3 separate regions of the Homo sapiens genome follow, and regions 1 and 2 are each linked to region 3. A link is a contact called in ENCODE Hi-C or POLR2A ChIA-PET data. All regions are on one chromosome and are shown on one strand. Each heading gives the region's core, a stretch centred on a gene start or an enhancer-like site at or near the end of the contact. The rest is flanking DNA. Distances are from core to core; before and after follow the strand shown. Region 1 holds the start of CTPS1 (CTP synthase 1). Region 2 holds the start of NFYC (nuclear transcription factor Y subunit gamma). Region 3 holds the start of PABPC4 (poly(A) binding protein cytoplasmic 4).

Region 1 (5,061 bases), core at 2,168-4,667, 1.4 Mb after region 3:
CTCTTAGGGAAGTGGTCAGTTTGGGGGCAGCTCTGGGGCTGTATAGCTGCACCTAGGAGCCCAAAAGGAGACTGGGCCTATGGTGGGGGAGAGAAGCAGCCCAAATATGTAAATACATACACATGCGCACGTGCACACACACATATGCATTCATGCCATGCACATACAGCCACACTGTTGTCTATTTTTTTTTTTTTTTGAGACGGAGTCTCGCTCGTCGCCCAGGCTGAAGTGCAGTGGTGCAATCTTGGCTCACTGCAACCTCCGCCTCCCAGGTTCAAGTGATTCTCCTGCCTCAGCCTCCTGAGTAGCTGGGACTACAGGCGCCTGCCACCACGTCTGGCTAAGTTTTGTATTTTTAGTAGAGACGGGGTTTCACCATATTTGCAAACTGGTCTCGAACTCCTGACCTTGTGATCCACCCATCTCAGGCTCCCGAAGTGCTGGGATTACAGGCATGAGCCACTGCGCCCAGCCCACTGTTGTCTTTATTTGGGACTTACGGACATTAGAGATTGGAGTCTAGGCTGATGTACAAAGAAGAGGTCTGAGAACATGGAGGTTAATTTTTGACGAGATCAGTTTCAGTGAAATTATATGAGCAAAATATCCAGATTGGAATGAGTTCAAGAGAGGGAAGAAATTGAGACAGCAAAGTACAAACAACATTTTTTAGGAGTTGTGCTGAAAAGTGAAACAGAAATGGAGGGGGAGCTAGAGAATGGCATAGAGTCAGGAGAGGGGTTTTAAGATGGAACAAATTGCAGCATGTTTGCATCACGGTAGTGGAAAAGATCTACTAGACAGGGAAAGACTGATGACGCAGGAAGGGACATTCTACTAGACATTCTTGAGTTGATGAAAGGATATGGCACTTGCATACTAGACATTCTTTGAGTTGACAAATGGATATGGCACTTGGAGCAAAGAGGAGGTTGACCTCTGGGAGTGTGGGCAGTTTGTCCACAGTAACAGGAGACAACGCAGAGCTTGTGCGCAGATAAAAGTGGTTGGTGGATATGAAAAATCTACTGATGGCTTCTATTTTCTCGTGAAATGGGAAGCAAGACCACCAGCTGAGGAGAATATGGGGGAGGAGATGGAAGAGCTTTGAGGAAGAAGACAATGTCAAGTGGTCATTCAGAGGAGTGGTTGGGTGAATGGCTCATTTTTCCATCTCCCATAGCATCTTCATTACCTCAGCAAGTATGTTCTCAGCATCTGTTATGTTCCAGGCACTTTGATAAACATCAAATGCTTCTTGAAAGAAGATGTGGCTGTAGAGTACCTTCAAAGACAACCCAAACTTTTTTTTTTTTTTTTTGAGATAGAGTCTCACTCTGCCCAGGCTGGAGTGCAGTGGTGGGATCCTAGCTCCCATTGGCCTTGAATTCCTGGGTTCAAGCATTCCTCCAGCCTCAGGCTCTGGAGTAGCCAGGACTACAGATGCGTGCCACCATGCTCAGCTAATTTTTGTATTTTTTGTAGAGATGGGGTCTCACTATATTGCCTAGGCTGGTCTTGAACTCCTGGACTCAAGAAATCCTCCCACCCTGTGTCAGCCTCCCAAAGTGTCAGGATCACAAGTGTGAGCCACTATGCCTGGCATTCCAAACATTTTTTAGATTTGGAGCTGAATGCAGCATGGGCAGGTTGTCAGGGTTGAAGCACTGGTGATCCAGATCTGGAAGGAGCCAGAAGCCTCTAAAAGAGGCCACTGCAGGAGCCTCCTGACCTGGTTTCTGGGAATCCATCTGCTTCAATGATTTTCCTAAAACACAAATCTGATCCCATCACATCTTTTTTTTTAAAACTCCTTCAGTGAAGATAGTTAAGAACTTGTGGCAGACTGCTTCTAGAGAACAAAACAGGAACACTGGGGTACAGAAATAAGAGATTTACTTTTCATGGATACCCTTGTGTAGTGTTTGGGGAAAAATTATAACCATGTACATATATTCACTATTCAAAGGAAGGTCAAAAGCCTCTCAAAAGTTTCTACAGCTTTCCACTATCCCTAGGAGAAAGAGAAGCCTTTACTTGGTCTATAATGCTCTTCACCGTATGGCCCTACCCAACTCTTCAACCTAATCTCATGTTAATCTCGCTTCCTGTGGCCCTTGTGGACTTGGCTAGACTGGCCTTCCAATTCAGCTGTGCCGGCCTCTTTGGGCTTGTACACAGGCTTTTCCTTCTGCCTCACTTTTAAAAAAAAATTATTATTACTATTTTTATTTTATTTATTTATTCTTTGAGAAGGAGTCTCGCTCTGTCGCCCAGGCTGGAATGCAGTGGTGCAATCTTGGCTCACTGCAACCTCCACCTCCCAGGTTCAAGCTATTCTCCTGCCTCAGCCTCCTGAGTAGCTGGGACTACAGGCACCCACCACCACGCCCAGCTAATTTTTGTATTTTTAGTAGAGACGGGGTTTCACCATATTGGCGAGGCTGGTCTTGAACTCCTGACCTTGTGATCCGCCTGCCTCGGCCTCCCAAAATGTTGGGATTACAGGTGTGAGCCACTGCGCCCGGCCTACTATTATTATTTTTATAAGAAACGGGGTCTCGCTATGTTACCCAAGTTGGTCTCGAACTGTTGGGCTCAAGCATGTCTCACTTTCTTATCCCCGCCTCTCCCTTTCCCATCTTTGCCGTCTACTTAGGTCTCTGCTTCAAAGTTACTTTTTCAGGGCGGGCTTCCCGCCTGAATTCCCAATCACCACCGGACTTGGGTCAGTCCCCGCGCTGGGCACTCACTGCCCCGGCACCAGCATCTCTGCAGCAAGCACCCATAACAACCATAAAGTGTAATGAGCTGCTCAGTGTGCCTCCCTACATCGTTAGTCCGAGGAGAGGGTCCCTCGGTGCCCAGCACAGTGCGTGGCACAGTCGGTGCTCAGGGAGCGATAGCTAGATGAAACCGTACTTTTCGGGATCCTAGTCCATCCAAAGCAGCCGCCTTCGGGGCAGGTGTGGGGAGGAGGGAGGCCGACGAGGAGCCAACGCCGCGCGACCCTCCGCACTTCCGTCTTGGAGGCCAGGGTGGCGCTGCCGCCGTCCCTCGCCCGGAGGCAGAGATGCGCTGGCGCATCACCGCCAGGAGCCCACAGTGAAAGACCATCGGATGGAAGGCGACGCCCAGAACTCCAGGAGACCGCTGTGGGAGGACGCGAGGCCAGGTGACGAATAGGCCAGGCGTGAGTTCCCAAACAGCCTCCTCCCCTTCAAGAGAGTAAGCTTGGGCCACAGGCTGGGACGGAAGCAGAGGGGCAGACACGCCACCACCCGCCCGGCCTCGAACCTACGGCGGCACAGTTCAGCGGAGGCGGCCCAGCGGTCCTGTCCCGCGCCTGCGCACTCCAGGCCCCGCCCCGCCCCGCGCCCTCCAGGCCCGGCCCGCCCTCCAACCTCTGCGTGCGCACAGCCTAGAGCCCGCCTCCGTGAAAGACTGCCGGGCGCATGCGGTCGGGGTTGTTCACTGGCTGTCCGGGGCTCCGCGCGCGTCGCCGGCCCAGCTCTGTCGCTGACGGGAGGATCTGAAGCCGGCCGCAGGTAGGCTGACTCCAGGGATCCCGGGGGGGATCTGTTCTCCCGCGCAGGAGTCAGCGGCGCGAGCTGAGCCCGGCGCCGAATAGCCCCGCCGCCGCGGTGACGGACGTCGCTCCTACCAATCAGGGGCGAGGTGACTCGGCGTCCTGCCCAATGGGCTGTGTGCCTAACGGGAGTGGGGCGGGCGCCCCGGCCGGCGAGCTGCCGGCTCCCGCGCGCGGGCCTCGTGGCCGGGCGGCGCTGGGGAGAGGGGCCAAGCGGGGCGCGGGGCGGCTTCAGAGGCTGCGGGGCCTGCGCTGCCGCGCTGGGCCGCGCCGAATCAGCTCGGCCGGGCTCGTCGGACGGAGAAGGCCGTAGGGGAGTGGAGCGGCGCCCCCCCCCACACCCTCCGCCCTTGCTCTTCGTCTGCGAGGAAGCCCGGCAGTCGCCCATCCATTCAAGCAGTGCGGGCCTCGGGCCTCCGGCCTCGGCGCGGGCTCAGCCGCCCGGGGCTGGGCGCGGCAGCTCCGCGCCGTAGGACGAGGGGGCCTGCGAACTCGCCGGCCCTGGGCCCCGCGGCTGGCCTTTGGGCCTCACGGCTTCCTCCCTTCCCGGCGGCCGGGGGTCGGGGCGCTGGCGGTGTATAGAGCTCACCACGTTTGCGTGGCGCCCTTCCGTCCACGCTCGTTACAGTTTCGAATCCTCAGCGGCCCTGTGACGCGGGCGGCGCAGAGATTCTCACCCCCATTCCCCTAGGTGAGAACCCGCGTTGCAGGCAGCTCAAGTGACATGATTGAGGTCTGCACACTAGTGATGGGGGCTGGCACTTCATCTCATAACATTGAAAGAAAAAGCATTTCCCCCCTCAGTCTTTGTTGAATTTCTCTGATGCGTCTTGATTTACGTTACTTCTGTGCCGGAAAACCTTCTTGCGCCTTCCGTCACCTTCAGGATTAAGTTCAGATTGGGCATGCCAGTTTGCACATGATCTGGCCCTTGCCTACCTTTCCAGTTTATCTTCCACTGTATATCCCTGCTTCCCCGCCTTCCCCCTCACGGCCTTACCTCTGTTCTCTGTAGCTGCCCTGCACCTGCCTGTTCACCCTGTTCCCTTTCCTGTGCTCTGAGTCGTGCAGTCAGTCCTTCAAGGCCCATTGCAAGTCATATCTACAAAACAGGAGCCGCCTGGATCCGCCCACTACCCCCAGGACTTGTCTCACCTTCCTCTGATGGCCATGGTACTGAAAGCGTCTGCTCTCATCGTCCCCCTTTATAGTCTAAACATGTTTTCTGTCTGCTTCCACCGTCACTGAATTACTCATTTATTTGTTAATGTTTCATCTCTCCAACTGGACTGCCAGAAAGTTGAGATATGGGCCCAAATCTGATTAATGTTTGCAGTCCCCAAGCACAGTAGCTGTCATGTAAGTCAGTAGCCCATAAGGATGAATGAATGAGCCTCCCGCCTGATCTTTATGTACACTGGCATATGTATTGCCAGGCACTGAGACTGCAAGAATCTAAAGAGAGAAAC
Region 2 (4,969 bases), core at 1,665-4,164, 1.1 Mb after region 3:
ACTGCCTTGTTTTGGGCTGCCATGGCTGAGCAAGCCCTTTTGTTCACAGAATCTCTCTCCAAACAGGGTACAGAATGGCTGACGAGATTGATTAGGTTCCATTTATTAAATTACAATATCTACCTTCTTCAGGTTCCTCCCATATGCCCTTTATCAGAGTTTGTTTTGTTTTGTTTGGTCATGTTTGTAAAAAAGGTCTTGGCTTACCCCCATGGATAGCTAATTTCATGGTTGTATTAGTCTGCTTAGCTAGCATGTTATGCTGCAGTAACAACGAAAACAATCTCAGTGGCTTACAACAAAGGTTTATTTATTGTTCACACAACATTACAGGTTATGTGTGTCAGCTGTCGCTCTGCACATCTTCATTCTGGGACCAAAGCTGAAGAGGGAGCTCTATTTAGGACATGCTGCTCTTGTGTCAGAGGAAAGATAATATGGCAAAATTGTAAGATAGCTCATAAATTTCTGCTCAGAAGTGGTTCATGCCATTTCTTTCTTTCTTTTTTTGAGACAGAGTCTCACTCTGTCGCCCAGGCTGGAGTGCAGTGGCGTGATATTTGCTCACTGCAACCTCCAACTCCCTGGTTAAAGCAATTCTCCTGCCTCAGCCTCCCGAGTAGCTGGGATTGCAGGTGCCTGCCACCACACCTGGCTAATTTTTTTATTTTTAGTAGAGACAGGGCTTCACCATCTTGGCCAGGCTGGTCTTGAACTCCTGACCTCGTCATCCACCCACCTCGGCCTCCCAAAGTGCTGGGATTACAGGTGTGAGCCACCGTGCCCGGCCGGTTCATGCCATTTCTACTCATATTTCATTGGTCAAAACAAGGCCAAGCTTGACGACATTAGGGTGAGAAGTCTTTCACCCTAATCTCCTAGGGACAGGCCAGATAGCAACGGCTTTAGAAAGGGAAGGGCGGAGGCTATTGATAATAAAGACTATAGCAAGGACTAATATTAGGCTTATATGTATCAATTGACTGTTATCAGTTATAACATTGACTATTAAAATACTGAAATACTCTAGTACTACCTGGTAAATAGCTGCTGTCCCAAACCTCCTGACCACTCCCTTCCCCTGGGATCCCTTGGGACCTCCTATTCACAAACCAGCAACTGAAGGGTTAACACCTAGCACAGACGTATACCTCCAGGATCCTAGCTGCATTTCTAATTCTGCTTCATCTATGCTTGAGCACTACTTGTTGTTAAATATACTTAATATCACTCTTAGCTAATTTCCTCTATGTAGATTTTTATTTATTTCTGAGGGCAACCCAACTTCCAGGCTCTTGGAAGGAAATAGACTGCAGCCCCTAAGTGTGATCAATACTTAATTATAACAATAATCACTAATAATAACTTGTGCTGCTTCATTGTAACTAAATGTACACTTTTACATTTTTTGGCAAGCATAGTATATGCAATAAGTACTCAATAAACATCTGTAGAGAGACTTATTTAGCTTTTTTCCATTAGCTACATCTGTCTCTACAATCTCAACATACTATTCTCTTGAATCTGTTTTTAATTTTATGCCATTTCTCATGTCTGAAAATGTCATTATAAGTAACTTTTTTTTTTTCTGAGACAGGGCCTCGCACTGTCGCCCATGCTAGAGTGCAGCGAGACACTCGTAGCTCTTACCAGTAACTTCTTTATAACACTTTTGCAATTTACGAAGCACTCTCACATTATTTCATTCACTCTCCCCAACATTACCAAAAGTTAGGAATTAGATCTTTTTACAGATGAAGGAATTGAGACTCCCTGAAGTCAAGTGTCTTATAGTTAGGTTTTGTTCATTCATTCATCAAATAGAGTGCCTGATGTGAGATTTATTGAAACTGGATTTGAAAACAATTTTCCTGAATTCAAGTCGAGGGTTTACTCCACTATTCTCAATTACTTTATCACCAGGGTTATAAACCCAAAGGAAGTGAGTAACAACAGTGTGATTTTATTGAGGACCCATGCAACACTAGTCTCAGAAAGGCTCCAGTGTCATTTGTAAAATTCAAGGTTACCATCAGCAGAGGCAGTCATTCCTCTCTGCGCTTGTTACCTAATGCACTAACTCTCACTGTAGGTAATTCCATTCAAGACACATTTGATGACTATACCTACAGGTTTTGAAGTTATTCGGATGGGGTTTTGACACTTACTAGCTGTGGGGACTTAGATCAAGTTACTTAACCTTTTTGAGCTTCAGTTTTATCATTTGTAAAATGGATACAATCCTGATGCCTTTGGACCAAGTGGTCACGGAAATGAAAGAGATAAGTATGAAAAAATCCATGCTCATAGTAGCTGTGGTTTCCAACTGCGTGATAAAACTTTAAAATCTGCATTCAAATAAGAACAACTATGTCGACGTAAGGTTACAAGCTAACTATTCTTGGTAAGTACTGTTCTTTATTCTAGAGGACATCACTTTACAGTTTGGTGCTAAATGCTCTTTTATGAATTTAAGGTGCCAGTAGCTGTCTACTTGAACGGCATGCTTAATCTGGAACGCCATGTCGACCTTCATCCCCCAGTTCTTTCTCCCCAAATTAAAAACACAAATACACACACACGCCCCTACTTAGTTCCTAAAACTCAAGGGCACGCGCACACACCTACTTATTTCCTAAAATTCAAGCTCGCACCAAGGAGATCCACAAGGATAGGCAGGGTGGTGGAGGTCACTGGGCAGCGCCTCCGGATCCCCCGAAAGGGGGCGGGGTCAAAACTCAGATCTCGAGCTCCCGAAAGGGGGCGGGGTTAAAACTCTCAGATCTCATTCCGCCTCCCTCTGTCGTCGCCCCTTCCCAATTCTCGCGAGACCTCAAGGAGCACAGCTTCTGCGCACCGCACGATACTGGGAGTCCAGGCGCCAAGGGAGGGGGAAGGGAAAAGGGGAAACGGTGCAAACGGCGTGGCCGCCATCTTGCTTGTGCCCCCGCTTCGCGCGCGCTCCGTTCTCCGTGACGCACACTTCCCCCTCCCCTCCGCCGCGCCTGGGCCTCTGCATTGCCCGACTCCGTAGGAGCGCGGGGGCGGCTCCTGCTCTTCCTGGACTCCTGAGCAGAGGTGTGTGAGTGTGCGGGAGTTTCTGTGCGAGGGTGATAGGGAAGCGGCGGCGGGGGGAGGGGCAGCGCTTCCCGCCTTCGCCAGAGACCTCACTTCCTCGCGCGGCCGCTGCTGTAGCTCGGTCCGTCCTGCCCGCCGCCATGTTGTGCTCTTGCCTGGCCCGCTGCTGTCGCCGCCGCCGCGCTCGTGGGGTCCGTGTGCCTCGTCGGCCCGGCCCGCGGGCTTTCTCCCATTGGCGGAAGGCGACGGCGGGGGGGCTCGCTCGTGATTGGTCGGTGGCGGGGAGGCCGCGGACCTGGCACCTTATTGGACGCGCCAGCTCCGGTCTAGGGGGTGATGAAGGAATCTGAGGCTGCGGGGATGCGCGCGTCTTGGGCTAGGGCGGCTGGGGCAATGACCCCCTGCGGCGCAGGCGTGGGGTTGCGGCGAGAGGGCGAGCCTAGAGGCTTTAAGGGGGAAGAGAGGGTGATGGCCTGGCAGGTACTTTGGGGGTAGCTTAGGCCATGGCCTGGGAATGGGGGACACTCACTTTCAGAGGTGCTTTTCCTGGTACATGCATGGCCCAAGATTGGGGTGTGCAGGCCCTCAGGGTTCCAGGCTTGGAAACACCGAAACCCAAGTGACAGGCTGAGAGTCTTCGAGATCCAGGGTTGCTAATGTGACCCAGTTTGGAAGTGGCCCTGAAGTCCACGGTGTGAGTGTATGGTGTAGGAAGAAAGGCATCAGGGCTAGGGGCATAGCTGAACGGTAGAATCGGATCAGGGATTTTGCTGGAGAGTGCAAGCATTCAAACACTGAGGTTTTGGTGGAGCCCTGGAGTCCAGAGTCAACGGACCTGGGATGTGATGTGAGGAGCAAGTAAACCGAGAGAGGAATGCTATTGAGAAGTGTGCTCTGTCCGAGCCTAGGAAGCACAGCATTAAGTAGTATCAGATTTAAAGTGACAAAATCTGATATAGGAAGCATTTTAGGGGACATTTTCGGACTTGGGAAGTGTATTAATAGAACAGTTATACATTATTGAGTCTCAGGACCATACAAGTAGTTTTGAGATGTTGTATATGAAATTTGCTGCTCTAGGAAGGATACAGGTCATGGCTGAGTTTCCAAAGCCACATTAGCAAATATTAGGTAGTTGGTAGTTATTTGTTGAGTAAATATTGTTAGGTTCCCCTTTAAGGGAAAGGGAGCTAGCCAGAAATTTTCGGTCTTGGTTTATTTCCTTGTATATGTGCCTAAAAAGTATACCCATTCCCATGTGTACTTTGAATTTTTTGTTTGTTTTTTCAAATAAGCAGCTCCAAACCAAAAAAAAGCCCATGCATAGCTTCTTAAGGAACAGGACTTGTCAACACTTTCTGGTTCATATTCAAAAAGTTTTTATTCCAATCCAGAGTCGTTCCAGTCAACTTGTTGGGAATATGTTCTTTTCCACTGAATCTGAATCGTAGTTACTTGTATTGCTTTACATTTGCTCGTCCCAGTGTGTGAGGGCCATGGAAACACATTTATGTTAAACATCTGTGTTTTCCTAATTTGTTTTTCCTTGTTTTTGTTAGGTAGTCCTTTTTAGCTTTAGATGGTACTCTTCTGTTTTCATACCAATTTCAAGAAACTCCTAGGGTTTTCAAATTTAGTTTTATGTGAATGCAACTACATTTTCTGGAGAAGGGAATTGATAAGTAGCAGAGGAAGAGAATTGCTATTTTGGGGCATATTTTAACTCCAATAGGTAGGCATTATCGTCCCCATATTGCAGATGAGGAAACTGAGGATCAGAGAGTTTAAGTAGCTTGTCTGGTGTCACTCAGTAAGTGGTTGAGCTAGAATTCAAACCCTGGTTGCCTGATGCCAAAGCCTGTAATTTTATCTGCTACATCAGCTATCAACA
Region 3 (4,498 bases), core at 621-3,120:
ACTGTGCTGGGAGTCCTAACTTGGCTTCCAACTTTTTGCATTCGTTCTCCTTCTCAGGAGTCCCATTTTCTTCAGATTAGATGAAATAAAAGGGCTCTGACTAGTGCAAAGCACTGTTACAGCTGAGGTGACAAATGACACCAGATTTTCAAGTGACGCTTCCCTAAACTACCTCCACGACACTCTACAGCACAGAGCCTGGATACCATTTGTCCAGAGTAAAGCACTTCTCCACTCCAGTGGCAAACACACAGACCAAGGAGGTGGCCTGGCACACGCAGCTTTTGTGGCACTAACCTAAGTCTCTGCGAAAGTTTAACGCACAGAAACCTTCCCCCTGCTTCCTGCCTGCCCTGACTGATCCTTTATCAGCACAACATCAGGTAGTCAAGGTTAGTAAAGGTGGCGGAGCGGGCAGGAGCTTTACAATGTAAAACTTTCGCGGGGAATTGTGTTTCAAACGTCCCGCCTTTTTGGCCAGCCTGTGAGGGGCACAAGCAAGGATCTCTAACAGCCCAGCCCCACTGACAAGGACCACACGCAGTGGAATGCCAGTGGCTTCACTCTAATCCTGTTTTACAGTCTCCTTGGTTTCCAACCCCACTACCAGCAACACTAATAAGTAGCCCAAGGTCACCCAGTTAGCAAGTGGTAGAAACAAGATTGAAACTCGAGTCATCTGATGCCAGGTCCGCGTTCTCAATCTCCGCACCCTGCTCCCAGCTTCGGTGGCAACATGCTGTCGTGATGCCGCCCTCCTCGGCAGGAGGGCCCTGCCAGAAGACGACTCCCGGGGTCCTCCGGGCTCCCACGCACGTGTGGGCACAGCTTCTACTCACCGTCGGCCGGCTGCTGGAAGTTGACGTAGGCATAGCCCAGGGAGCGGCGGGTGATCATATCGCGGCAGACCCGGATGGACAGCACAGGCCCCGCGGGGCTGAACTTTTCGTACAGCATGGCCTCGGTGACGTCCGAATGCAGGTCGCCCACGTACAGGGAGGCCATGGGGTAGCTGCTGGCCGCAGCGTTCATCTCCCCGCCCCCCACCACCCCGAGCCCCGCCAGGAGGACTTCTTATCGGGCCCGCCGCAGGACAAAGGGGCGCCTTCGGAGCCCGGGCCCGCGCCGCGGCTCACAGGTGGCACCGGCGCGGCGAGGACGAGCTGGAGTCGGCGGGCTTGGAGACGGGACGGAAACGGGAGGCGGGGGCCGGCTCCCACGGCCGCAGCACCGCAGACAAAAGGCTCTCCGCACAATACGGCCCTCCCCGCGACTTTGCACTTCTCCGCGGTCCTGGTGCGAAGCTCCAAATTTCAAAAAATCAAAGTAGGAAAAAAATTAAACGGGGAATCCCCTTCCGAAGGGTAAAAATCCTTTAAGAGGCGACCGGACGCTGCCCACGGCGGCCTCGGGGACACGCGTTTCTCTATAAATATAGGCCTCGGGCTCCGGCGGTTTAAGATTACAACCGCCGGGGCAGAGGGAAACCAAATCTTTGTGGGCGCCGACTCGGCGAGCCCCGGGCGGGCGGCGAAGGGCAGCACGGACACGTGGTGCGCCGGGGCAGGCGCGGGGCGCGGGGCTCGGGGCCCGAGCGGGGGGAGGGCACGGCGGGCCGGGCGGGCGGCTCACCCCCGGACCGACGGACGGAGACCGACGGACGCCAAGCGCTGCGGCGGCGGGCGCGGGGCAGGCCGGAAGCGTACGAAAGTGACTTCCCCGCGGGTTCTCCGAGGATTCGTTTTTTCTTTTCCTTTTTTTTTTTCAGGATTTTGAAGCGTTTTCAGATTTTTTTTATCTTTTTCTCTTTTTTTCCTCAGGCTGCGAAGCCCGAAAGCGGCGGAGGCGGCAGCGACCCGGGGCGGAGAGAGGCGGCCGAGGGAGCCACCGCTCCATTTATACCCGCCCGCCCCGGGCGCTGCTGGTCGAAGGGCGCCTCGCGACCTGGGCGCAGTCGTGCCCGCCCACTCGGCCCGGGGGCCCGAGGCGGGGCGGCCACGCGAGAGCGACCCGGCGCGGCCGCGCGGCGCTACAGCGACCCCTGGCGCCGGGAGGACCGCCCAGCTCGCGGCTGCGGGAGACCCCAGGGCCCCTTTCTATAACAAATAAATCTTAACACCCTCCCACCCATCACCCGGGAATGGAACCTAGGAGCCATTTAACCTGCACACACGCATGAGGTTTAAAATTAAATGGTATGGGGCTGGGTGCAGTGGCTCACGCCTGTAATCCCAGCACTTTGGGAGGCCGAGGCGGATGGATCATGGAGGTCAGGAGATCGAGACCATCCTGGCTAACGCGGTGAAACCCCGTCTCTACTAAAAATACAAAACATTAGCCGGGCGTGGTGGCATGCGCCTGTAGTCCTAGCTACTCGGGAGGCTGAGCAGGAGAATAGCTTGAACCCGGGAGGCGGAGGTCGCGGTGAGCCAAGATCGTGCCACTGCACTCCATCCAGCCTGGGCAACAGAGTGAGACTCCCTCTCAAAAAAAAAAAAATTAAATGGTATGCCAAATTGTGAAATGAAGGTGACATAAAATAAGTTAAAATAAAATAATAGGTGGTCCAATAGGTAAATGTCTGGGTCCAAATACAATAAAGATTTGAGAAGTTTTCAGGATACCGTTGACCTAGAGGTAGAATCGTCAGGAACTAGAAATGCAAGCAGTATCCATGGGTGATGGGATTTTCTGAAAAGATGAGCACATTTTGGTAAAGCTTCAATGAAACCAAACACAAGCATCCCCTCTATTGACATGCTGGTGGCATTCCCGGACATTTAGTTTGTGTTTAAGGGCACAGAAATACTTTCTGTTCCTATGTTTAAAGTTTCTTCTAGGCTTGGATAATTATAAAAAGACTTTTCATCTGCATGAGAGTCTGGCAGGTCATTTGAAAGTCGTATCACAGGCCAGGCGTGGTGGCTCACGCCTGTAATCCCAGCACTTTGGGAGGCCGAGGCGGGCGGATCACTGAGGTCGAGAGTTCGAGACCAGCATGACCAACATGAAGAAACCCCCGTCTCTCCTAAAAATACAAAAAGTAGCCAGACATGGGGGTGCATGCCTGTAATCCCAGCTACTCAGGCGGCTAAAGCAGAAGAATCGCTTGAACCCGGCAGGCAGAGGTTGTGGTGAGCTGAGATCATGCCATTGCACTCTAGCCTGGGCAACAAGAGCGAAACTCCGTCTCAAAAAAAAAAAAGTCATATCACTTTATAGGACTATGTTATATGGGACTGTCCACACGCATTACAAGATATATAGCATCCCTTCTTCCATAAGTGCCAGGAACCACCTTTGCCATCACTGTGAAAACCAAAAACAGAAATTGCCAAAAGACACAGACATCCCCCTTCAAAAGCACTGATTTAAGTAAATGACTAAAGAAATATGTGTATTTATATATTAATTAATTCAAATAAATGGTTAATCTGAGCCTACTCTATGCCAATGTCAATACAGGGGCTGGAGATACCATGGTGGACCAGAAGTCACTCCCTCTCTCATGGAGTTTATATTCTAATAACTATATTAAATCAAGAAACATTGGCTGGGCACGATGGCTCACACCTGTAATCCCAGCACTTTGGCAGGCTGAGGTGAGCGGATCACCTGAGGTCAGGAGTTCGAGACCAGCCTGGCCAACATGGTGAAACCCCATCTCTACTAAAAATACAAAATTAGCCGGGCATGATGGCACGTGCCTATAGTCCCAGCTACTTGGAAGGCTGAGGCAGGAGAATCGCTGGAACCCAGGAGGCAGCGGTTGCAGTAAGCTGAGATCATGCTACTGCACTCCAGCCTGGGTGACAGAGCGAGACTCCGTCTCAAAAAAAAAGGAACATTTATGGGAGTGCTCCTTCTATAGATTCCCTCCTCAGGAAAGTCTTCCTAGACCTCCTGTGGTCTAAAGTAGCCGTCAACATTGTTAATCACTATCACACCAACTTGTCTTCTTGTCTTCAAGCCTGTTATTCCTACCCAAAATTATGTTGTTCTATATCTGTTTACCTGTTTAGTATCTATCTTTTCCACATTGGTATATAAGCTTCATGAGAACAGGAATCTAGAATAGTGCTTAACATAGCACGTACTAAATGTTCAGTAACTGGCCAGGCAGGTGGCTCACACCTATACTCTCAGTGCTTTGGGAGGCTGAGGCAGGAGGATCGCTTGAGCCCAGACATTTGAAACCAGCCTGGGCAACAGAGTGAGACCCTATCTCTACAAAAAAAAATTTTCTTTTAATTGGCTGGGTGTGGGGACACATGCCTGTGGTCTCAGCTACTTGGGAGTCTGAGGTAGGAGGATCGCTTGAGGCCAGGAGTTGAAGGCTGTAGTGAGCTATGATCATGTCGCTGCACTCCAGGCTGAGCAACAGAGTGAGACTCTGTTACTAAAAAATAAATAGATAAATAAATATTCAATATATGTTTGTGTGTGTGTGTGTGTGTGTGTGTGTGTGTGTGTGTGTTTTCTTGTTTTTTTTGTGGGG

What was found. Hi-C counts contacts between places; a loop is a spot of excess contacts on that map. ChIA-PET counts read pairs that join two places held with the same protein, here RNA polymerase II (POLR2A). Pooled maps may share reads with other maps.
Region 1: a map of CD4-positive, alpha-beta memory T cell shows a loop between it and region 3 (21-fold over the local background). The contact joins the promoter of CTPS1 here to the promoter of PABPC4 in region 3. A Hi-C loop is called at or near these places in 1 of 168 maps with a recorded cell type or tissue (CD4-positive, alpha-beta memory T cell) and 7 of 50 pooled maps. POLR2A ChIA-PET finds 5 or more read pairs at or near these places in 1 of 52 experiments (OCI-LY7).
Region 2: a loop to region 3 is called in a map of CD8-positive, alpha-beta T cell, with 7 times the contacts of the local background. The contact joins the promoter of NFYC here to the promoter of PABPC4 in region 3. A Hi-C loop is called at or near these places in 2 of 168 maps with a recorded cell type or tissue (CD8-positive, alpha-beta T cell and naive thymus-derived CD4-positive, alpha-beta T cell) and 6 of 50 pooled maps.

Annotation. Positions count from the first base shown.
Region 1 is chr1:40,976,279-40,981,339 of GRCh38, forward strand. It overlaps CTPS1 (CTP synthase 1), which reads left to right and starts at 3,418. Exons shown (of 19, transcript NM_001905.4): 1 at 3,418-3,551. RefSeq lists silencers at 3,207-3,396, 3,667-3,956, 4,027-4,166 and an enhancer at 4,367-4,416.
Region 2 is chr1:40,688,790-40,693,758 of GRCh38, forward strand. NFYC (nuclear transcription factor Y subunit gamma) reads left to right here and starts at 2,915. Exons shown (of 10, transcript NM_014223.5): 1 at 2,915-3,078. NFYC-AS1 (NFYC antisense RNA 1) reads right to left here and starts at 3,472. Exons shown (of 1, transcript NR_024567.1): 1 at 291-3,472. It also overlaps a transcript of RIMS3 not described here. RefSeq lists a silencer at 3,323-3,422 and enhancers at 3,663-3,832, 3,853-3,902.
Region 3 is chr1:39,574,920-39,579,417 of GRCh38, forward strand. It overlaps PABPC4 (poly(A) binding protein cytoplasmic 4), which reads right to left and starts at 1,871. Exons shown (of 16, transcript NM_001135653.2): 1 at 840-1,871. The coding sequence starts at 1,032. RefSeq lists enhancers at 556-675, 696-745, 1,246-1,315 and a silencer at 1,816-2,125.